2 separate regions of the Homo sapiens genome follow, and region 1 is linked to region 2. Evidence: chromatin loops called from intact Hi-C (ENCODE). Cell type or tissue: heart left ventricle. All regions are shown on one strand. Each heading gives the region's core, and the rest is flanking DNA. Links, peaks and the distances in the headings are about the cores only.

Region 1 (10,361 bases), core at 2,243-6,242, 300 kb before region 2:
CAAAACCCCAGAAGAAGGTGGGCCAGGAGTGATGACAATTAGACCAGCTGGAGCCCTGTGCCCATTCCTGAAACAATGACCTTGGTCAGGAGGTAGACTATGCTGTGGCTGGCCTGGGCCAAATGTGAACCCACAGAACCCCACCTGGAACCCAGAGATAGGGGAAACCCAAGAGGTCTCCACAGAGGAAGAGCAAATTTGTTCTGTGCAGGAAAAATAACCATATTTCCCTACAGTGTCTGGGGTTGACTGAAGCACATTAGTCTCTGTATTAATTCATCCTCACACTGCTATAAAAGAATACCCAGTGGGGCACAGTGGCTCACGCCTGTAATCCCAGCACTTTGGGAGGCCGAGGCAGGTGGACTGCTGGAGCTCAGGAGTTCAACCCGAGCCTGGACAACATGGTAAAACCCCATCTCTCCAAAAATCAAAAAATTTGTTTTAAATTTGCCAAGTGTGGTGGTGTGTGCCTGTAGTCCCAGCTACTCAGGAGGCTGAGGTGGAAGGATGGCTTGAGCCTGGGAGGTGGAGGTTGCAGTGAACTGTGATCATGGCACCACACTCTACCCTGGATAACAAGAGAGCTCAGGCACTGTCTCAAAAAAAAAAAGAAAAAGAAAAAGAAACACCTGGGACTGGGTAATTGATAAAGAAAAAGGTTGAATTGGCTCACCGTTCTGCAGGCTGCACAGGAAGCGTGGCGGCGTCTGCTCAGCTTCCGGGGAGGCCTCCAGAAACAGTTACGGTGGAAGGCGAATGGGGAACAGGTACATCTCATCTGGTGGGAGCAGGAGGAAGAGAGAGACAGGGGCGGTGCCTCACACTGTCAACCCGATTCCGTGAGAACTCTATCACGAGAACAGCACCACGGGGGAAATCCACCCCCAGGATCCAATCACCTTCCACCAGGCCACACATCCTACAATGGGGATTACAATTCAACATGAGATTTAGGCAGGGACACAGATCCAAATCATATCAGTCTCCAAGCACATGGACTACCAGTATCTCGGTATCTGGAGTCCTGGCTCTTCCCTTTTCTGCCACCTGGTGCCAGCATGCTCCCTGCTCTCCCATGCCTGCCCTTCTCCAGCTGCGGGCCAGGACCGTGAGAACTCACATCCACAGCCTTCAAGATTCTCCATCACCAGCCAGCCCATGACATCAGGACTTTGAGCCTTTTATTCATTTCCTGTGGCTGCTGGAACAAATTGATGACATGCTTAGTGGCTAAGAAAGACACAATTTCTATTTTTTTTTTTTTTTTGAGACGGAATCTCTGTCACCCAGGCTGGAGTGCAGTGGTACGATCTCGGCTTACTGCAACCTCCGCCTCCCGGGTTCAAGCGATTCTCCTGTCTCAGCCTCCTGAGTAGCTGGGATTACAGGCACCTGCCACCACGCCCGTCTAATTTTTGCATTTTTAGTAGAGACGAGCTTTCACCATGTTGGTCAGGTTGGTCTCGAACTCCTAACCTCAAGTGATCCACCCACCTCAGCCTCCCAAAGTGCTGGGATTATAGGCGTGAGCCACTGCGCCCGGCCCACCCAATTTTTCATCTTACAGTTCTGGAGGTCAGAGGTCTCAAGCGGGGCTTTGGGGCTACAATCAAAGGCCGTGCTCCTTCCAGAGGCTGTAGGAGGGAACCCACTTCCCTGTCTTTCCCAGCTTCTAGAGGCAGCCCCTGTTCTGTGGCTCAGGGCCCTGCGTCCTTCCAACCTCCACTCTAACTCCACTTCCACGCTGACCCTCCTGCTTCCCCTTATAAGGACGCTGTGATTACATGCAGGGCCCACCCGGATCACCTCCCAGCTCAGGATCCTTTACTCAATCACTTCCACAGAGAACCTTTTGCCACATAAGGAATTAGAAATCAGGGCACTATATTTGTTGCCTGGGGCTGCCATAACAAAGTCCTACAATCTTCTTTGCTTAAAGAAGCAGTCATTTCGGCAGGGCGCGGTGGTTCACACCTGTAATCCCAGCACTTTGGGAGGCAGAGGTGGGTGGATCACCTGAGGTCAGAAGTTCAAGACCAGCCTGGCCAACATAGTGAAACCCCATCTCTACTAAAAACACAAAAATTAGCTGGGCATGGTGGCACGTGCCTGTAATCCCAGCTACTCAGGAGGCTGAGACAGAAGAATCACTTGAACCTGGGAGGCAGAGGTTGCAGTGAGCCAAGATTGTGCCACTGCACTCCAGAGCCTGGGCGACAGAGCAAGACTCCATCTCAAACAAACAAAAAAAAAGGAGTGGGCTCCAACTGGGGACAGCAATCCGGGGAGCCTCGCCCACCTGGCACTTGGCCACCAGGCACTTGGACACCCCTGTGGCCAGGAAGGGAAATGGGCCTGGCCTGCCCCAAAGGCCTGGGAGTGAAGGGAGTGGCCGGGGGTGGTCAGTGACAGCCCCAAGGAGAGAAGAGGAGTAGAACCCGATGGCATGGGGTGACGTCAGGGAGTGGTCTGGACAAGGAGCAGGGAGCCCCCGACCTCGCACCTGGGCTAGGAGGACTATGGTCAGAAAACTAAGCAATGTTCCAGAAGGGTCCTCAGCAGAGGGACCGGCTTAGTTAGGGCAAGAAGGGGTAGGGGCCACTCAGAGCAGAGGGCAGCATGAGAGGTTTTGCTGTTTGTCATCACCTCGGGATTAAAAGGATCCAGCCTGACTCTGGTGGAGGAGGAGGCAAATCTGCACATACCAGCTACCTAGAGGTGTCTTCACTCTCTGACCACACAAGGCTGTGCCCGAGCCCTTCCATCCTGGCGTCGTCACCCTGTGCATGCAGGATGCGGGAGACAGAGGCCGGTGCTCCTTGTGGGTGCCCTGACCCTCGGCGTCTCCAGGTTTGTCCTCTGCTGGGTGGACCTGCCCCAACAGACACAGACGCATTTCAGCAAGGCTGGGCACCTCAACTCGTCGGTCAGCAGCAGCACCAGCCGGTCACCTGCTTCCCTGTGGGCAGTCAGAGGAGGCAGAGGCTGCGGGAGCCCCTGGGGGCCCGGATCTGCCAGGCGGGGCAGAAAGAGTCCAAGCTGGAGGGGAGAGAAACACCCACCACAGGCACCAAGAAGATGGCGGTCTGTGAGCGGTGCCTCCGAAACCCCAGCCCTGAGCCGCCCACCCCTGCCTCCTGCCCAGGCCTGAGGCCGTGGCCAGCCATGCACAGCCCTGCCCCTGGCTCCCTGCTTTTCCTGACCCCAGCGTCCAGCGGTCACTTAACTGGCAGGTAGTTAGTGTGGGTCAGGCACGGAGGTGGATGAGAGCAAGACCTAGTGAGGAGAATGAGCTATGCAGGCCTGGCCATATGAAAATTCTAACCACCAGCAAGGCACAGGGACTGAGCAGCTGGCACAGACACCCATGGCCTCGGACAGCTGCTGGGGCCCTGCTGTGCCAGGTGCCCACCCTTTAGTTCCTGAGTCACTGAAAGAGAGGTCACAGGGGTCCTGGGGAAGAGGCTGGGGCAACGAGGGCCACGGGAAGGGGGATTCAGGGAGCTCAGGGAAGGGCTAGTTATCACCGGTACAGACATGGTCCCTATTCTAATGGTCTGCAGGGCCTTCCTGTACGTGTAGCCACTGAATAGCAGTGTGGGTGAAGCGTCCAGAGCTGGCAGCCTGTGCTCAGCCATCTGAGCAGCACAGATGGCCCTGGACAGGGGGCGTGTTGGAGGGGCCTGTGGGGGGCCGCGGGCAACAAGCAAAGCTGTACCAGCTGCCTCTCCCGGCCTTGAATGGCAGCCGGGGAGACAGGTCGAGATCTAGGAGACCCGGTCAGGAGGTGGGGCAGGTTGATAGCGGAGGGGCACTCAGGGGCCATGGGATCCATCGGGACCACAGGTCTCTGCCAGCCCTGTTCACCCAGAGGCCTGCAGACCAGGAACAGGGCAGCTGGGGTGGGCACCCCCCCCTCCCAGGTTACTGTCAGCCCACTGGCTCAGTGCCCCCCCAGGAGACATGCCCTAACCCCAGTGGGCCCCTAGCACCCTGCACAGAGCATGCGTACAGCAGGCCTTTAACACATGCTTGATGGAGTAAGAACGGCGCTCCCTCGTGTGGGGTCCGACGGCTCTCCGCGCACTTGCACACCCAGTGGTCCGTCAGGTCACCCTCGCCTTTGCGCCTTTTGCCTCCTGCGTGGATCTGGGACAGCAGTGGTCAAGCCATGTGATCAGCACCTTCAGGCCGCGGGCCCTCATCTCCCAACCACTCCTCACCCTCACTCCTGCCCGCCAGCCCTCATCTCCCAACCACTCCGCACCCTCACTCCAGGCCGCCGGCCCTCATCTCCCAACCACTCCGCACCCTCACTCCAGGCTGCCAAGCCTCAGGGCCTCCACACTTGCTCTTCCCTCTGCCCAGAGCACCCTGCTCCCGCTGTGTGCAGGGCTCTACCCCTCACTTTATTTTTTTATCCCCAAGACAGAGGCTCACTCTGTCTCCCCAGGATGGAGTGCAGTGGTGCAATCTCAGCTCACCGCAACCTCCACCTCCCGTGTTCAAGCAATTCTCCTGCCTCAGCCTCCCTAGTAGCTGGGACTACAGATGCCTGCCACCACGCCTGGCTAATTTTTGTATTTTTAGTAGAGATGGGGTTTCACCATGTTGGCCAGGATGGTCTCAAACTGACCTCAGGTGATCTGCCTGCCTCAGCCTCCCAAAGTGCTGGGATTATAGGTGTGAGCCACCGCACCCAGCCTCTACCCCTTCCTTTCTTCAGGTCACTGCTCAATGCCACCTCTTCAGAGAGGCCTTTGCCAACTACCTTTTATGAAATAATACAGCATGGCCAGGCGCAGTGGCCCAACCTGTAATCTCAGCACTTTGGGAGGCCGAGGCAGGTGGATCATGAGGTCAGGAGATCGAGACCGTCCTGGCTAACACAGTGAAACCCCGTCTCTACTAAAAGTACAAAAAATTAGCCAGGCGTGGTGGCGGGCACCTGTAGTCCCAGCTACTCGGGAGGCTGAGGCAGGAGAATGGTGTGAACCCGGGAGGCAGAGCTTGCAGTGAGCCAAGATCGCGCCACTGCACTCCAGCCTGGGTGACAGAGCGAGACTCCGTCTCAAAAAAAAAAAAAAAAAAAAAAAGAAAGAAAAAAAGAAAGAATGCAGCAGCACGCACCCCCTCCCTCAATCCCCCCACCTCGCTTCATTTCTCCCCGGTGCAGTTATCACTGTCTGATATGTGACATGCATACACATCCACCAGGAGGACAGGGACCATGTCTGCTTTGGTCACTGCTGTGCCCCAGGCCTGGGGCCTTGCCTGGCACAGAGACATTTGCGGAAGGATACGTTTGGGGAAGGCTCCCACTTGGCAGGCCAGCCCTGGGCATCCGGGCAAAGATGGGGGTGGCAGCCTCGAGGGTGGAGTGGGAGTGGTAAACCAGGCGGCTGAAGCTCACACTCATCTCCAAGAGAGCCCCCTTTGAACAACATAACCCCATGGTGACTCTCCCCCCAATCCGGGTGGGAGCACCAGTGTTCATGTGGACACGCATGTGTGTGACTGTATGAATGAATGAAGGCGGGTGATAGGTGCCTGCCTGCCAGTGTGAGTGCCTACAATACCCGACCCACACCCTCTTTGGCTGGTGCTGGCCACTGGTCCCCACTAGCTGTTTCCCGCATCCGTGGTTTTCTCTCCCTGCTGCAGGGAAAACTCCCTGAGAGGAAGGCCTGACTCTCTGACTTTGCCCAAGGCTGATGGCAAAGCTGACAGTCAGTCAACAAAATCTGACTTCGGAATAAAAAAAGGCAGGTTGTGCAGGAGCTGCTGCTTTGCTTTATTTATTTTGAGGCTATGTTATTAGGAGCATACAAACACATAAGTGTTATATCTTCCTGGGAACTGGAGCTTTCTTGATAACTTATGATATTATCCTCCTTAATCCTAGTCATGTTATTTTCCTAACGGTCTGTTTTTGTTTGTTTGTTTGTTTGTTTGTTTTTGAGATGGAGTCTCGCTCTGTCGCTCAGGTTGGAGTGCAGTGGCGCGATCTCAGCTCATTGCACCCTCCATGTCCCAGGTTCAAGTGATTCTCCTGCCTCAGCCTCCTGAGCAACTGGCACCCGCCACCATGCCCAGCTAGCTTTTGTATTTTTAGTAGAGACGGGGTTTCACCATCTCGGCCAGGCTGGTCTTGAACTCCTGACCTTGTGATCCACCAGCCTCGGCCTTCCAAAGTGCTGGGATTACAGGCGTGACCCACCGCGCCCAGCCAACAGTCTGTTTTGTCTGGTATTCGCAGAGCTCACCAGCTTTCAACTGGCTGGCGCTTGCACGGTTCATCTGCTCACCTCCTTTGACTTTGCTCTTTCTGTATCCTTATCTGTTAGACGCGTCACTTGTACACAATTTGGAATTGGGTTAAGCTGTGACTTCAAAAATTAAACCCACCATGGCAGTAAGCGGGTCTTTGGTGACTCCCCTGTTGCACCCTGGAGTCTACCCTCTGGTTGTGCAGGTGGGCAGGGGGAGGGTCAGCCCTCCCTGAGGGGCCACAGTGATTGAGGGAAAGGACCAGCTCAGGACTGGCTCTAGCTCCACCACTGCCTCCCATCAGGTGCCCTCCTTGAGCCTCTGTTTTCTCATCTGTGCAACAGGGATACATCCCCCTCCCACCTCCAGCTGCTGTGAAGAAGGGATGTGCAGGTCCTGGGTCCATCTGTCACTGTCACTGGGCAGTGTTATCCCTAAGGTGGAACCCTGGGCCCTTTCAGCAAGAGGGCTTGCAGTAGGTGAGAGCTATCTGGGCACACCCTGCGGGTCAGCATGTGGCCACAGCCACCCTTTCGGGACCCAGTCCAGCCCAGCCTAAGCGGTCCCCCTCTGTCTTGTCCCTGGGCCCACCGAGGGTCAGCTGAAAGATGTCAACCCCACGAGGTACTGCAGGCTCTCAGAGGATGAGCCTTCATCCCAAATAAGGCCATGGTGTATTTGGCTCTCGAACCTAACTACATTTCATTTCCCATAGCAGGACTACTCCTGGAGTCCACATCAAACTTGGAGCATCCAGGTCACCACATGCCAGAGACAACCAGGCACAGGAGCCAAGGGAGGTCCGGGTGACCGGGGGAGGCTGGGGTGATGGAGGAGGCTAGGGTGACAATGGCCCTGGCCTGGCAGCCTCCCCTGCTCTGCTGCAAGACCGCCCACCTCCACCCCCACCCCAGCAGCCCCTCTTGGCCCCTCTGCCGAGGGGAGTGCTGGCCTTTTCCAGACCCGCTCGCTGCAGTCTGACCTGGGGAGCCAGGAGCACACGGGAGAGGGAAGCATAGAGAGAAAACAGAAGTGGCTGTCACGGCTTCCTCCACCCCGAAATTCTTCTTTAAGCAGACATAGAGGAGGGGAAGGTGGGGGGCCACTAAGAGCCCAAGAGACACCACCATCGGGATGGATAAGCTGGCTGCCCCTCCCACTCACAGAGCAGGTGCATGGGCCGTCCCAACACCCCCCCCCCACCACAGCGACCCCCAGTGGCGTGCCAGGGGCTCTAAGAGTGACTCGAGGCTGGCCCTCCACCGGGCAGGCAGCTCCTCCAGCTCGTAAACAAAATGGGCCATCCGGAAGAGGCAGCAAAGCAGGACCTCGGGATACACCACCCCCACCCTGCCCCCACCCCACCCCCAGGCCCCTACCCTGCCCCCACCCCACCCCCAGGCCACCACCCTGCCCCCCAACCCCCAGCCCCCCACCCTACCCCACCCCAACCCTCCATCCTGCCCCCACCCTGCCCCGCCCCACCCCCAGACCCCTACTCTGCCCCAGCACCCCCATCCTGCCCCCGCCCCACCCCAGCCCCCCCACCCTACCCCCACCCTGGTCCCCACCCTCGCCAATTCCCAAAGAATTGCTCCCCAGCGAGGCCCTGTGCAGATGGGCTGTGTGTGGCTGGGAAGGAGGGGGCCATGTACTGAGGGCCCTGAAACTCAAAAGCCTCCCACGAGACCCCCTGCCCCAATCTCAGATCCCCCTCATGCAAATTGCTTCCAGCCATCATGTCCCCACCCAACCGGCTCCCACAGCCCCAGAGTGGCCTGAGACCGGGGGCCTCCACCATCCAGCCTGGACAGGGAGGCCCCTGCTGGATGAGGACCCCACTGCAGTAAGCAATTGGGGACCCCGGGCCATTGAAAGCTGCAGAAGTGAGCTGGCACTCCCTGTTCCCAGGAATTTCTCCCAGGGAAAAGATTTCACTGAAACGACCCCATAGAGCTGCCATGAAGATGAAAGGACACAGTGCAGGTGCAGGACTCGGCGTAACGCCCGGCACGCAACACAAACTCGAACGTGACTTCGCTAATAAAGACTTGGGTGCCGCCCTCCCTCAGGCCAGGGCGGTTCCTGGCGTCATAAGGAAGTTAATCATTCAGGCCCCCACAGCACCGGATACTACTGTTCCCAGCACTATCCTCGTTTTACAGGCGAGGCCACCGAGGTCTGGAGGGGTTTGAGTGGCTTGTCACAAAGCCAGGAGGCAGCAGAAGTGGACTCTGCAGCCAGATGTTGGGGCTCCAGAGCCGTGAGCGAGCATAACCAACGTGCTCTTCTCGCTCTCAGGGGTGGGTACTCGGGGGAAAGTGCGTCTCCTCCCCCGTCTCATGCTCTCCAGCCAACCCCAAGCCCAGCATGGAGCCTGCATCCAAAAACACGGGCGGATGCTTAGTATCCTCCATCGCCAACAAAGCTCAGGCCTGCAACCGGGGCACCAGGTGGGACCAGGACAGGGATGAGGCGCCATTCTGAACACTGGAGGAAAAATCAAAGCGCACACTGGTTGGGGGAGACCCCAGCTCCCTGGGCAGAAAGTTAGAGGATTCTTTACTGGGTGCATTAGTTACCTGGAGAGTAACTATGGCTGCTGGAACAAATGACTGCCAATTTCACGGCTTAAAACAACACAAATGTGTTATTTTACAGTTCTGGAGGCCCAAAGTCTAACACAGGTTGGCAGGGCTGCATTCCTTCTGTAGTCTGTAGGAGAGAATCTGTTCCTTGCCTTTTCTTTCTTTTCTTTCTTTCTTTTTTTTTTTTTTTTTTTTTTTGAGACAGAGTCTCACTCTGATGCCCAGGCTGGAGTGAAATGGCGTGACCTCAGCTCACCGCAACCTCCACCTCCCAGGTTCAAGCGATTCTCCTGCCTCAGCCTCCCAAGTAGCTGGGATTACAAGCACACGCCACCACGCCTGGATAATTTTTGTATTTTTAGTAGAGATGGTGTTTCACCATGTTGGCCAGGCTGGTCTCTAACTCCTGACCTCAGGTGATCTGCCCGCCTTGGCCTCCCAAAGTGCTCAGATTATAGGCGTGAGCCACCACACCCCGCCTGTTCCTTGCCTTTTCTAGCTTCTAGAGGCCACCTGTCAACCTTGGTTGGTGGGCCCTCCCCCATCGTCAAAGCCAGCAGGGTAGCATCTCCAATCTCTCTCTTCCATCACCACATCACCGTGTCTGTCTCTTACATTCATGCCTCTCTCTTTTCAGGACTCTTGTGATTTGATTACACTGGGCCCACCACGATAATTCAGAACAATTTCTTTTCTTTCTTTTCTGTTTTTTGAGACAGGGTCTTGTTCTGTCACCCAGGCTGGAGTGCAGTGGTGCAAGCACAGCTCACTGCAGCCTCCACCTCCTGGGCTCAAGCCATCCTCCCACCTCATCCTCCCAAGTAGCTGAGACTACAGGCATGCATCACCACACTCAGATAATTATTTATTTTTTGTAGAGACGGGGGTCTCACTATGTTGCCCTGGTTGTTCTCAGTTCTCCTGCTGCAGCTTCAGTGCTGGGATTACAGGCGCCAGCCACCACATCTGGCCTCCTAAGAGTTTCTGAGTCTCAAGATTCTTAATCATACCTGCAAAGTCTCCTTTGCCATTTAAGGTAACAAATTCACAGATCCTAGGGATTATGACATGGACAGACAACGCTGGGGAGCTATTATTCTACCACACTGGGGAAAATGGCCTGCCCAAGAGGCAAGAACTCCAGACAGTGATATGAAAGGTTTTCCCCAACGAAATCACTAATGTCCTTGTAAGCTGACAATGAAACCACTAATCAACTCACCCTTCCCCCATCCGCACACCTAGAGCTTTCTGTGAGCTATTAGTGCTGTACTCTTAAATAAAAAGGGAGTTGGTTGGGCGTGGTGGCTCACGCCTGTAATCCCAGCATTTTTCGAGGCCAAGGTGAGCAGATCACGAGGTCAAGAGATTGAGAGGATCCTGGCCAACATGGTGAAACCCTGTCTCTACTAAAAATACAAAAATTAGCTGGGCATGGTGGCATGTGCCTGTAGTCCCAGCTACTCCGGAGGCTGAGGCAGGAAAATCACTTGAACCTGG
Region 2 (12,743 bases), core at 3,925-7,924:
TTCTTGGCAAATACCCAGCATGGTGTCTGCCTCTTTATTTTCTTGGGGTAGTTAGACAGTGTTTCCCCCCAAGGGTCCCTCTGTGGGGGGACTGTGTTGAGTTGGGGGGACACAGGCAGACATCCACAGAGGAGGGAGTGCTCCCCAAACCCAAGCCAAGCCCAGGACCCCTCTTCCCTCATCTCCTCCCGCTTTGTGGTTGGGGGCTGCCCCATGCACGTTGCCAGCCCACGTCACTGACCAGCACCTGGACCCTTGTCCATCACCCACCCGTTAGCTGGTCTGCAGCACCCAGGATTTCTGTGGATGCCCACGCACTGTGCCGGGGTCCGCTTTATGGCTCTGTGCACCCAGTCCCCAGCTGTGTCTGGTGCCCACAACTCACTGCAGCACCCTTTCTGCAGAACTGCCCTCAGCCCATGGGAGCTGCCTGGCTCAGTGAGGCCTGGAGCTCCTGTCTGTGGAGCCCCTGATCAATGGCTGGATGAAAAGCTCAACTTCCTTCCTCAAGATGGGACGACCCCAAGGGGCCACTCATACACCAGAGCTTCACAGGGGAGCAGACTGGGGCTGGCCTGGCTGCTTCTGTCCTGCCAGCTCCCTCCACTCCAGGGCTCTCCTAGCGGGCACCCTCATAAACCACTTATACCAAAGCCCATGTCCAAGATGCCACTGAAGGGAACCCAACCCAGGGCAGGAGTTCAAAAGACCTGGGCTCCAGTCCTCACTCGAATCAGCTGTGTGCACCATCCGTGAGCTCACAGTCACTCCCATAACCACCTCTCCTCACCTGCACGGGCCAGTGCCTGGCAGCCTTTCTGGACCATGATGTCCCCCATCCCCAACCCAACCCACCATCATAGGAGTGACCAGGCCGGGCACCTGACTCCAACTAGGGTCAGTCAAGAACTCTCCCTTCAGAATTTGGGACTGGGACTAAGAAAGAGTTCTCTTGGGGGAGCCCAGTCTGAAGAAGGGAAGCCTCCTGCCGGATGTCACTTTCCACCCTCGAGGTGGCTGGGCGGAGAGAGAGGAAATACAGCCACAGGGCAGAAAGTAGAGCCCGGGACTGAGCAGGTGCAGGCACGCTTCCGTCCCGGGTTCCAGGGCTCCTGAGGCCTGGCTGCCTTCCTGTCCCTTGAGGTTCCAGAAATGCACCTGGGAGAAGTCCTCCTTTTCAACTCATTATTGCAAGTCAATTTTTTTCTTTTTGAGATGGAGTCTCAATCTGCAGCCCAGGCTGGCGTGCAGTAGCACAATCTTGGCTTACTGCAACCTCCACCCTCCGAGGTTCAAGCGAGTCTCCTGCCTCAGCTTCCCGAGTAGCTGGGATTACAGGCACACACCACCACGCCCAGCTAATTTTTGTATTTTTAGTAGAGACGGGGTTTCACCATGTTGGCCAGGCTGGTCTTGAACTCCTGAGCTCACGTGATCTGCCCACCTCAGCCTCCCAAAATACTGGGATTACAGTAGTGAGCCACCAGGAGATGAGGGGTACGGTGGAGATGAGGGGCTGCCCTTCCCTCATCATCCACCCAAGTCCTTCCCAGACCCTTCCCTGGACCGGCCCAGGGTCCCAGCTGCTCACGGCACCCCAGGTGCTCCCACACGTCGTGCCCCCTGCCGTGGTCCTGTGGGAATGCACGTGCAAGAACACGGAGGTGTACGTGCACGAGTAAGTGTGTGTGGGTGTGTGTGAGCATGAGTGTAGCGTGTCTGATGGTGTGAGTGTGCACAGACATAATTCATGCAGGTGTCTGAGTGTGCATGAGCGTGGGAGTGCAGAACGTGGTGTCACACGTGTACACAGGGTGTGTGCTGCAGTGCTTTCGTAGTGTGTGTGCATGTGCGTCTGCCTGGGTAGCTCCGGGTGTGACCTGACCCTTGGGTCACCAAATTCCCTCTGCTTCTGGCTGGTGCCAACAACCTTCCTATCTTTGGCCCTGCTGGCCTCATGTCAAGGAAATCAGGGCTGAGGCCCTGAGGAGGGGTCGACTCTAGGGGGTGCAGGTCAGAGGGCAACCTGTGCAGGGACCTGGAGTGGGGGCAACTCTTTTCTTCTCCCCAGGTGGTGGCCCTGCTGCCCATTTAAACTGCATTTGCAAAAATTATAAAGTGAGAAAATGATGACAGTGAAAGAGATCTGACATAACCAAGCCCATCTTGCCTTTAACCTCCAAACTGCCCTTGGTCATTCAAAGCTAATTCTGGGAGAAATTGAGTTTATGGTTTAAATGATAACAGCCCTTCCCCCAAATTAAACCATCTTTATACAATTAATAAAAGTCCACAAGGTTAGGATTATGAGAGGGGCCTGAGTTCTGCTAAGATGTAGGCAGAGTTACAGGATTCTCAGCCATTGTTCAGGAGGTTACACGATTGCAACTTCCCCAGTTATGCCTGTAAATAACATCACCATTTTAGAATCTAAGACTGGCGTTCTGAGATGTCTTTTGAGGCTTACATTTCTGACGACAAGATGACTTCATTGGACCAGAGACTCCTGACGCAAACAGTCCTGTGGCCCCCACCAAGAAGCAGGCTCAGCACATGAGAACTGTTGTCCAGACTCCTGGGATTGCAGCCCCAACCAATCAGTGGCACCCACTCCCTAGCCCCCTGCTTGCCAAACTATCCTTGAAAAAAACCTATCCTTTGAATTTTCAAGGAGGTTGATTTGAAGAATACTAAAACCTCGGTCTCTCATTTAGCCAGCTCTACATGTATTAAACACTTTCTCCACTGCAATTCCCCCATCTCGATCAATCAGCTTCATCTGGGTAGTGGGCAAGAAAAGATAAATCCACTGGGCGGTGACACTGTCAGGGACACTGTCTCTCCCATTCCTGCATTGGCTTGGGGGCACCTGCTGGGTGTCCTGCTCCCCCACAGCCTCCCCACCTCCCTGGGCCTGGATCACGACTCACATCTCCCTCCATCCCCACTTCCCTCTGGATCTCAGCCCATGGGCAGGTCAATTACTCTGGAAAGCGTACAGACTCCAGTTTCCCAAATTGAATTTGACTTATTAGGTTATCTCTGCCCTTTTAAAAAAGCATCACCATGCCTGGCGCATTTCCTAATTGAATAATAGATCACAAATGAACTTTTCATAAAACAAAACCAAAAAGTCAATCCCCAGAAAAGATGATGAAGTGAGGAGAGACTTCCCTCCACCTTCTGTTTCTTACGGATCAGTTATTTCCTTTACAGAGAAAATCACCTCCCACACATCAGAAGCAAAGCCCAGTGGACCACGGGACTGCTTCTCTTGTTACAGACTTGGGTGACTTACAGAGAGCAAACCCTGAACGCTCCGGCCCAGGACATGAGGTGTGGGAAGAGCTGAGACTTCCGGGAGCCAGAAGAGCCCCCATGGCCCCAGCTCAACGCTGAGCATCTCTTGGTCCTTGTGCAAGCTGGGGCACTGGGCTGGTGGAAACCTCCCCTAGCAGCCCAGACTCCCAGCTCCCCTCCCAGCCAACAGACACAAGGGGGCCGCTCGCACACGAACCCCAGATTTTCCCAGGTGGGTCCGTGGTGGGGTGGGTGTAAATATTGGAATCAGGACCAGAAGGCAGTCACCTTGTTGCCCCCCCTCCCCAGGGCTTGTGATTGGTCTCCACAGCTGGAACGGGGCTGCCACTGTGCCACCCGGGGTCACAGATAACCCAACTGGGGCCGCAGGGTGTCCCTCGGATGACAGTGGCCCCAGTCACTCACATGCTTCATGTGCCATAGGCTCTGCAATGGCCACAGAGCCCTCTCACCCATCCACCCAGCAAAAGCTGCAGCCACCACTCTTGTCAAACAGGGACCCACAGCATCCCCAGCCCCAGGGTGGAAGGAGAATTCGGGCTGATTTGTGTCCAGCTCTGAACAGTCAGGGACATGAAGGGTGCTCCATGGACACCAGTCTCTGCCACAGCCCTCTTCATTTCATGCTCCCTTGGCACCTTGTCCCCATCTGGGACAGTCCAAGGCATAGCCATGACCCCGGCCCCAGTCTCAGCAATACAGCTGGTCACACTCAGCTAAAGTGATTCCGCTCCCCACCAAACCCCCGCCTGCCTGGAGCAAATCTGGAGCGAGAGCGTGGCCGGAGGTGTTTGACCCAGAGAGAAGAAGCTTCAAGGACGGGCATCCCAGCACCGCCCTGGCAAGGTCAGGGCCCCCATCCGAGTCTGTGCACCCCTTTAGGCTGGGACACTGTGACTTTGAAAGCACGTCCACTGGCCTGGCTCTCATCCTGTAACACAGGGATTCTCAGTCGGGGGGTTCTGTCCCTGGGGCACGTGGCCATGTCTGGAGACATCGCTGGTTGTCACACCTGGGGCAGGTGCTACCTGCATCGAGTGGGTGGAGACCAGGGAGGCTGCTGAACGTCCTACACTACACAGGGCAGCCCCTCCAGCCAAAAATCAGCCCTAAATGTCAATGGTGCTGCAGTTGGGAAACTGCTGTGAGTCCTACGGTGTGTGCGGGACCCTGACTAGTAGATGGGGAAACGGCGCCGGGAGAGGCAGGTGACAGAACAAACCACACTGCACCGGAATCCATTCCTTAAAGCACCGTCCACCTCTGCACTTTCTCTCTAAAAAATGACTTTCCGTGGCTTCCTACTGCCCAAAGAACAAAATAAAGTCAGAGCCTTTATCTTGGCCTTCACGGTCTCCCCAAATCCCACGGGGTGCTCTCTCTGGCCCTGCCTTCCTCTGCTCACCCTGCAGTTTTGCTTATGCCGTTCCCTCTCTGCGATGCCCTTCCAGGTGCTGGCCTTTGGCCTGGAGGTCCCAGGGCCTCCATTTCCCCAGCGGGCGGCTGCTATCCCAAACTCCCTCAGCTGGGGGGATTTAAACCACAGATGTCTATTTCTCACACCTCTGGAGGCTGGAAGTCAGAATCGGGGAGCGGGCCGGGTGAGGCTCATTCTGAGGCCTCTTCTCTTGGCTTGTGGGTGCCGCCATCTGGCTGTGTGCTCACATGACCTCTGGGCAAGCTCAAGGGGTCGCAGAGAGAGGGAGAGACCACTCTCTGGAGTCTCTCCTCATAAGGACATGAGTCCCATTAGACCAGGCCCTGCCCTCCTGACCCATCTAACCCTCCTGATCACCTCCCAGAAGGCCCCATCTCTCATCACACTGGAGGTCGGGGCTGTGACGTGAGTTTTGGCAAGCAGGCGTGGTGGCTCACACCTGTCATCGCAGCACTTTGGGAGGCCAAGGTGGGTGTGTATTGTTTGAGTCTAGGAGTTCAAGATCAGTCTAGGCGACATGGCAAGACCTCATCTCTACTAAAAATAAAGATAAATTAGCCGGGCATGGTGGTGCACCTGTGGTCCCAGCCACTCGGGAGGCTGACGTGGGAGGATCACTTGAGCCTGGGAGGTCACGGCTGCAGTGAGCTGTGATTACACCACTGCACTCCAACCTGGGCAACAGAGCAAGACCCTGTCTCAAAAAAAGAAAAAAAAGAAGTTGGAGGACACACATTCAGTCTGTAACACCGACTACGAGCTTCCCCGGCCCCTGTGCTTCTGCCTCCACCTCCAAGGCCCCTCCTGGGCACACAGATGCCTGGCACTGTGTGTCGGTAATCCCACCCCAGGGAACTCAAAAAGGGCAGTGCCCACCTGTCAGGGCACTCAGAGCCTCTCTCCCACTGAGCCCTGGTCCTCTGAAGTCCTCCTGGAGCCACCACCTGGGGCCTGAGGGCCGACGCAGGTCAGAGCTTGCCGTCCCTGCCCAAGTCACAGTGGGCCAAGCACCAGCCCCTACCCTCCAAAAAGAGAGGTGAGGGGGCTCGGCCCAGGGACCCCTCCCCCAGCCCCGTCCATCTGCCCGGAGAGGACGATACCGCTCAGTACTTGCTTTTCATCAGAGAAGGAACCCTGGCAGCGAGCACATAATGGCCTAATTTAGGCTGAAATTATCGGTAATTTGGGCCATTTGAAACTCAAGGGCTGATGACTGTTTTCCCTGAACACAGGGTAAAGATGAACCCCAGGGAGCAGGGTTTCTGCGGTTAGATCTTGTTGTTGTTATTTGATGTGTGTGTAGCTGAGCCATGAGCCCCTGCCTTTGGCTATGAGCCCAGACTCTTGCATTGTGTCCGGAACCTCCCAGGCAGTGCCGGCAAACGTGATGTCCTGTGGGCCAAGTTCCAGCGCAGGGCAAGATACAGATGATGCTGAGGAGGGGCCTCGCCGCCCACTGCCTGCGGGCCATTCTCTCCCCATAGCATTTGCACTTTTATTTCTTTACTTGCCTTTCTGTTGATAGCTTTAATATTTGAAAATGTTAAAGGCAAATAGAGTTTTATATTTGAATTCGCCTTGGCGTCACCTAACAAGATTTGGGTCTCACTTGAAGCGATGAAAATCACATTTGGAGAATATTTGTCAGAATTCAGAACGTGAGCGGAGAACATTCTAGCGAATGACCCTTCTGTGTGGAGGCCAGCTCACAGGAGACTGCGCAAGAGCTCGCCTCGGATGTGTGATGTTATTCATACACAGAAGGGACTGGGTGCCGAGAGGTCTCGGGGCTGCCTAGGGCCAGCAGACGTGTGATCGTCAGGCAGCCGCCTCCCCATCCCAGGCCTGGATCTAGCTAAGGGGAAAGTCTTCGATTCCCCAATGAGCTCTGAAGAGTGGACAGTCCTGGAAGCAAAGACCACATGAGTGTAAACCAAAGGTCAGCAAATGTTTTCCAGAAAGGGCCAGGCAGTGAATTTTTTTTCTTTTTTTCTTTTTTTTTTTTTTTTTTTGCGGAGTCTCACTCTGTCACCCAGGCTGGAGTACACTGGCATGATCTCAGCTCACTGCAACTTCTGCCTCCTGGGTTCTCTTGCCTCAGCCTCCTGAGTAGCTGGGACTACAGTCAAGCACCACCACTCCCGGCTAATTTTTGTATTTTTAGTGGAGACAGGGTTTCACCATGTTGGTCAGGCTGGTTTCAAACTCCTGACCTCAGGTGATCCACCCGCCTCGGCCTCCCAAAGTGCTAGGATTATCAGACGTGAGCCACCGTGCCCGGCTGACAGTGAATATTTTAGGCTGAGCTGGCCACAGAGCCTCTGTCAAAACTACTCAACTCTACATGAAAGTAGCCACAGACAACACAGAAATGAACAAGTGTGGCCCTGTGCCAATAAAACTTTATTTATGAAAACAAGCAGCGGGCCAGTTCAGCCCACAGGCCGTAGCTTTCTGAGCTCTACTCTGGATCCATGCGTGGCTGTGAAGGGTTCTTCCCCTCTGTCCTGCATCCCTGTCTGCTCCTCTGGGCCTCTCTTCTCTGTCTTCCTCCAGTTCTGCCTCAGTTGTTACTTATGCCACTTTCCCGGCAAGTCGGCTGCCTTCCCTCCCACCATGCCTCTTTCTCTCCCGTCTCTTCCTCCCGCTCCTGCCTTTCCCCTGCCGCATGTCTGGACCTATCACCTCCTGAGGTTTCCTCTTCCAGCCTGTCTCTCTCCAGTTACAGAATCAAAGGTGTATCTGTAGCTATCAGAGTCACGTGTTTCTGGCCATGTTTACAGGATTTTACATGAGAACAACCTGAAAACTACCTGATCCTTCTCTCCTGGCTTGATCCTGGCACATATCTGGGTGCTTCCTGCCGAGTGGAGGTGAACCCAGACACTCGGTCAGGGCTGGAGTAGGAAGAACTGTGGTGTCGGCCTTTACTGGCTGACCTGCTGGCCAGTGGGAGCTACTGATGGTCTCAGAGGTGTGGCTCAGCCTGCCTGGCTGAACCCACTGCGCGTCAGGGATGTGCCTGGACTCTGCAACCCACATCTCACCATGAGGTGGCCGCTGCAGCTCGGGGCTTGTTCACCCCACTGCCGGCTCTGGGAGAGGAGGTGCTTGTGCCCTTGTCCTGAGGTCCAACTGTGTGGAGGGAGGGTCTCTGGGGCCCATCCTAGGGAGGGTCCCAGTGGCACATAATCCTGGGCACCTCCAGCCTCTGGCCCATCCTCCAGCAGGCAGACCACATGGAGAGGGTCCCCTCTCTGACAACCAGCCGTGAGCAGGGCCCCTGACAGCTGCCCCCAGCCTCCCACTGGGGGGTTTCAGAGCCACATTCCCTGCCCCTGACTTAGCAGGATGGGGCCTGGCCCCTTGAGGTCCTCCCAGGAGATTCTCATGATGAGCTCTGCCAGGGAAGCCCTGTTCCAGGGGTCCTGGAGGAAGGGAAAGGGTCCTACAGCCAGCGCAGGTCACAGTGCTAAGAGACGGACCCAGAGGGCCAGAACGGAGGCCCCCTGGGGAAGGCTGGGTGAACTAAGCAGAGCTCTAAAGGCTGGCAATTTCCCTGGAGGCTGAGAGACCTCAATTTTTAGAGCCCCTCTCTTGCACACACCCCTTCTGGGAGGGTCCCAGCAGCATCCACACAGTCATTTAAAATTTGCGGAAGTTGGCCGGGCATGGTGGCTCACACCTGTAATCCCAGCACTTTGGGAGGCCAAGGCAGGCAGAACATGAGGTCAGGAGATTGAGACTATCCTGGCCAACATGGTGAAACCCCATCTCTATCAAAAATACAAAAATTAGCTGGGCGTGGTGGCGTGCACCTGTAGTCCCAGCTATTCAGGAGGCTGAGGCAGAAGAATCACTTTAACCCGGGAGGCAGAGGTTGCAGTGAGCAGAGATCGTGCCACTGCACTCCAGCCTGGCAACAGAGCGAGACTCCATCTCAAAAAACAAAAATTGCAGAAGTCAGACGCTTTGTTCAGTCGGTGAGGACTGTAGGCTGGCTGCGCTCTGGAGTTCAGGTCCCCTCTGCTGCAGTGGTACTAGGGGCTGTAAACATTTGTGGGATCTGGCTGAGGGGAGGTTGAGCTGGGGACACCTTTAGTGTGGATTGGGTGGGTGGGTGAGATTTTTTTGTGGCTATTGTAACAAATGACCGCAAATTGGGTGGCTTAAAACAACAGACATTTATTTTCCCACAGTCTGGAGGCCAGAAGTTCACAACCAGGGGGCCAGGGGTGAGGGTGTGTCCTGCCTTTTCCATCTTCTGCTGGTGGCAGTGCCTGGCACTCCATGGCGGTGGTGCCTCACTCCAGCCTCCACCTGTCCCCCTGGTCTTCTCCCCTCTGCGTGTCTGTGTATCTGTGTCTCTGTGTCCTAAATCCACATTTCCCTCTTAGAAGGACACAAGTCATGGATTTAGGACCCCCCCACCTACCACCACCACCCAATCTAACCTCATCTTAGCTTGATGACTTCTGCAAAGACCCCATTCCAAAGAAGGTCACATTCCCAGGCACTGGGGTTAGGCTTTGAGAGTTTTTTCCCGCCGTAAAACAATGCCCATTTATGATCTCGTCACTGCTGCAAGTCAGAAGTCTGGGTGCAGCAGGGCTCATCAGCCCTCAGCTTGTGTCTCACGTGTCTGAAACCCGGGGACGGGCCGGGCTGCGTTCCTTCCTGGAGGCCCAGTTGGTGAATCTGCTTCCAAGTTGATTCAGGTCATTGGCTGAGTTCAGTTCCATAGAGTTGCAGGGCTTGAACTTGTCCTCTTAGAGCATATAATTCAACTCACCACAGTGGGGTATATCTATGTGGTTCAAGGTCTCTTCTGGTGCAGTTAGTTTGCCACTGGTCCTCCCCACATGGGAATGTCTCTGTCTAGGGACAAGGTGCAAATTTGCTGGCTTGATGCAGAAAGGTGAGGCCTGATGTGGTATATGACCCATCCCACAGCATCCAGCTATGGAGGTAGGGGTGCCCAGGAACCTGGGTGATGGATGGAACTGAAGCTGGCCCATGGGAACGCCCTCTAATCAGCAGACATGTGGATGGTCAGCAGAGGGGCCGCCCCTGCTGCAGCCCAGTCAGACAAAAGCACTTTCCTGCCAGGAATACGCTCGCTCACGCAGATCATGGCCACAAACCCACTTTTGCACATTCTTTCCTTTTGTGATGGGAACTGAATAAAGCAAAACTCGTCACAATTCCTGTTTGCAGAACAAGGAACTGCAGCTCCCACTACAAACGAGCCCATCTGTGGACACTGACACACAAAAGAAACTCAGGAGAGGCTTTCCCGAATGATACCAATCCTAAGAATGTACACAACGTCACCAGCATTGGGTTGTGAAGCTTCAGGAACTTTCTCTACACCATCAATAATGAAAAGTAAATTCGTATCCATCGTGGAGGAGGAGAGGCCATATCATCTTTCTGTTCTCTCTGCAGAAAATCATAAAACAAAGTCCTTGTCCTATGAGAGATGAACAATGAGTACACACATTCGAAAATACCGGGGCACAGGTATTGTAGAGCGAGTCAGGTGACTAAGAAGAACTGTGATTTTTCCACATTTTGTAATGTTGATGACACTAATCAGCTTTTTAAAATCTGTAGTTTTCTGTGACTTCATTTCTCAGTCTAAGCGATACTCACTTCTATGCCTGTGTTTGTCTTAGTTATTTTATATTCTTTGTCTTTTTTCTTTTTTGTTTTTGACAGAGTCTTGCTCCATAGCCCAGGCTGGAGTGCAGCGGTGTGATCTCGGCTCACTGCAACCTCCGCCTCCCAGGTTCAAACAATTCTCCTGCCTCGACCTCCCAAGTAACTGGGATTATAAGAGTGCACCACCACGCCCGGCTAATTTTTGTATTTTTAGTAGAGGTGGGGGTTTTACCATGTTGGTCAGGCTGGCCTTGAACCCCTGACCTCAAGTGATCTGCCCGCCTGGGCCTCCGAAAGTGCTGGCATTACAGGCATAAGCCACTGTGCGCAGCCTATATTCTTATTCTTAAAGAGGCCCCCCAGATTATATAAGCTCAGACCCGGCAAACCTGGGTTTGGCCTGCCTGAAAGATGAGCTGGGCTTTCACAGAGGGTGTAGTGGGAAGTGGGGAGGGAAGTTGAGGGGCTGTGGGGGCTGGGGCCAGCGTGTGAGGAGGCTGAATGCGCCTGTGGTACTAGGGAGCCATGAAGGGTTTCTGGGGAGAGGCGTGACTTCTAGGACCCACGTCTTAGGCTTTTAGGGCTGATGCGTAGAGAGGCGCACCCCACCACCCATCCTCGGCCACCCCACCAGAGACCATGAGGCTGGGCGGCAGCATCTGCCCAGGCTGTCCAGGTGCCATTGGGGGACCCTCTTCTCTGCCATCACTGGCACCCACAGAAGCCTGCAGTGCCATTCCAGGACCTGAGCCAGGTGGCTTTGGACTCAGTGGCTGCAAGAGCCGGATATGGTTAGAGGCCTGGCCAGGGCATCTCCTGAGATGGCCCCTGGGCGCGGGGCTGGGCGTGACCAGGAGGGATTGGAGGTGCATCTTCAGTGGATGGTCTCTGCTTTTGTCCTTGTGGGGATCCCTCGCTCACACTCCTCCACAGCTGTGCCCTTGGTCCAGTGAGGGCAGCATGGAAACGGCACTTCACAGAGGGGGTCTGGAACAGAACTAGCATTGCCACATCTGCCAGTTTCAGGCTGCCCCAGAAGGGCGGAGACCCCTCCTCCTGGCCCCTTTCCAGGCTCACGCATCCAGTGTGTCCCAGGCCACCTGCGTGGGTGATGTCCCCAGTTCCAGCCACTCCCAGCCGCCCAGGGCCCTGCTCCTGCCTCCAGAGGCAGGCTGCACCCTGAGGTTTGGGAAGCCAGTGGGAGGCAGCACAGAGGTGCGCCCGAAGTCATCGCTCCACATGTGGCCCCACAAACGTGAGAACGTCGAAGGGCTTTGCTTTGCTACACTCACTCCTCCTTTACCCCACAAACTTTCATTGGTTGTGCCCTTGGGGATAGGCCTGAGCCAAGCACCTGATGACGGAGTTCCCAGGTGATCCCATCCTGGCCTGCAGAGCTGGGTAGGGAGAAGCTCTCTTCCCTGTTTGGGACACTGGTGTGATGCCTTTAGCTGTGCAGCCATCTTAAGACCATGCGGTCACACACACGAGGATGAGAGGCAATGTTCTGAAGATGACGGCTCCCCAGCACTGAGGACCCTGGCCCCTGCCTGCCCCCCTGGGAAGCAGAGCGAGTCACATCTGCCTTTATCACCTGCAGCAAAGCATCGGGACTGGTCCACAGGGATGCCTCTGAGACTCTAGGCTGGGGCATTAGAACGAGCTTTGTGCTCAGGGAGGATGAATGATGTCCACGCTGGGCTGTGGGGATGGAGGAGAGGAGTCTTTGGTAAAGGGGCTCACAGGCTAGTGGGGAGCAGAGGGACTGAGTACTCACAGCCAAGTGACAAGGTGACAAGTGTTTTGATGGGGTTAGGGCTCAGTGGGCTCAGCCCGCCCAGGCATTTAGCGAGGCCGAGGTATAGGGAGGGCCTCGGAAACCCTTCCCTGTGTGAGGAGTTTGATGCACAGGGTGCTGCCCCTGGACACGGGATGCTCAGGTGGCCTGCTCCAAACCGTGAGCCACCACCCAAGGACCCTGGCAGGCCTCCACCCCGTGTGGTGGCTGCAGGTCCTGCCAAGGCCCAAGGACACCCAAGGCCAGCTTTAATGGGGCCCAAAAGACCCAGCTGCGGGGCCCAGGGCTGAGGGAGGGTAGCTCTGCCCAGCGGAGCCTCTGGGGCCAGCCCGCCCTCTTCTCCTTTCCAGGAGGCCCAGCACGGCAGAGGCTGGGCTGCTTTCTGCGCCTCTGCTTTCATTTCCTTTTTCTTTCTCTCCACCTGTAGCCCCAGATGTAGATCCATTAGGCCAAGGTGCCTCTGCTTCCACACCACTGACACTGGGGGCCACATGGTTCTCTGCTGTGAGGGGCTGTCCCATG

What was found. Peaks named below come from ENCODE experiments on the same cell type or tissue, not always from the same donor. Only the 100,000 strongest peaks of a DNase experiment are listed, where the experiment ranks them.
Region 1: a loop joins it to region 2, with 2.4 times the contacts of the local background. A loop is called at or near these places in 1 of 110 quality-filtered maps.

Annotation. Positions count from the first base shown.
Region 1 is chr11:68,953,451-68,963,811 of GRCh38, reverse strand. No RefSeq gene overlaps it. Among named protein-coding and RNA genes, the nearest start is that of MRGPRD, 22 kb to the left of the region's middle. RefSeq lists an enhancer at 692-881 and a silencer at 7,394-7,443. In heart left ventricle, for the core only: no CTCF peak of the experiment used is centred there; a DNase peak (open chromatin) is centred at 4,221.
Region 2 is chr11:68,652,670-68,665,412 of GRCh38, reverse strand. No RefSeq gene overlaps it. Among named protein-coding and RNA genes, the nearest start is that of GAL, 26 kb to the left of the region's middle. RefSeq lists an enhancer at 12,613-12,743. In heart left ventricle, for the core only: no CTCF peak of the experiment used is centred there; DNase peaks (open chromatin) are centred at 5,681 and 6,132; H3K27me3 peaks cover 253 bases.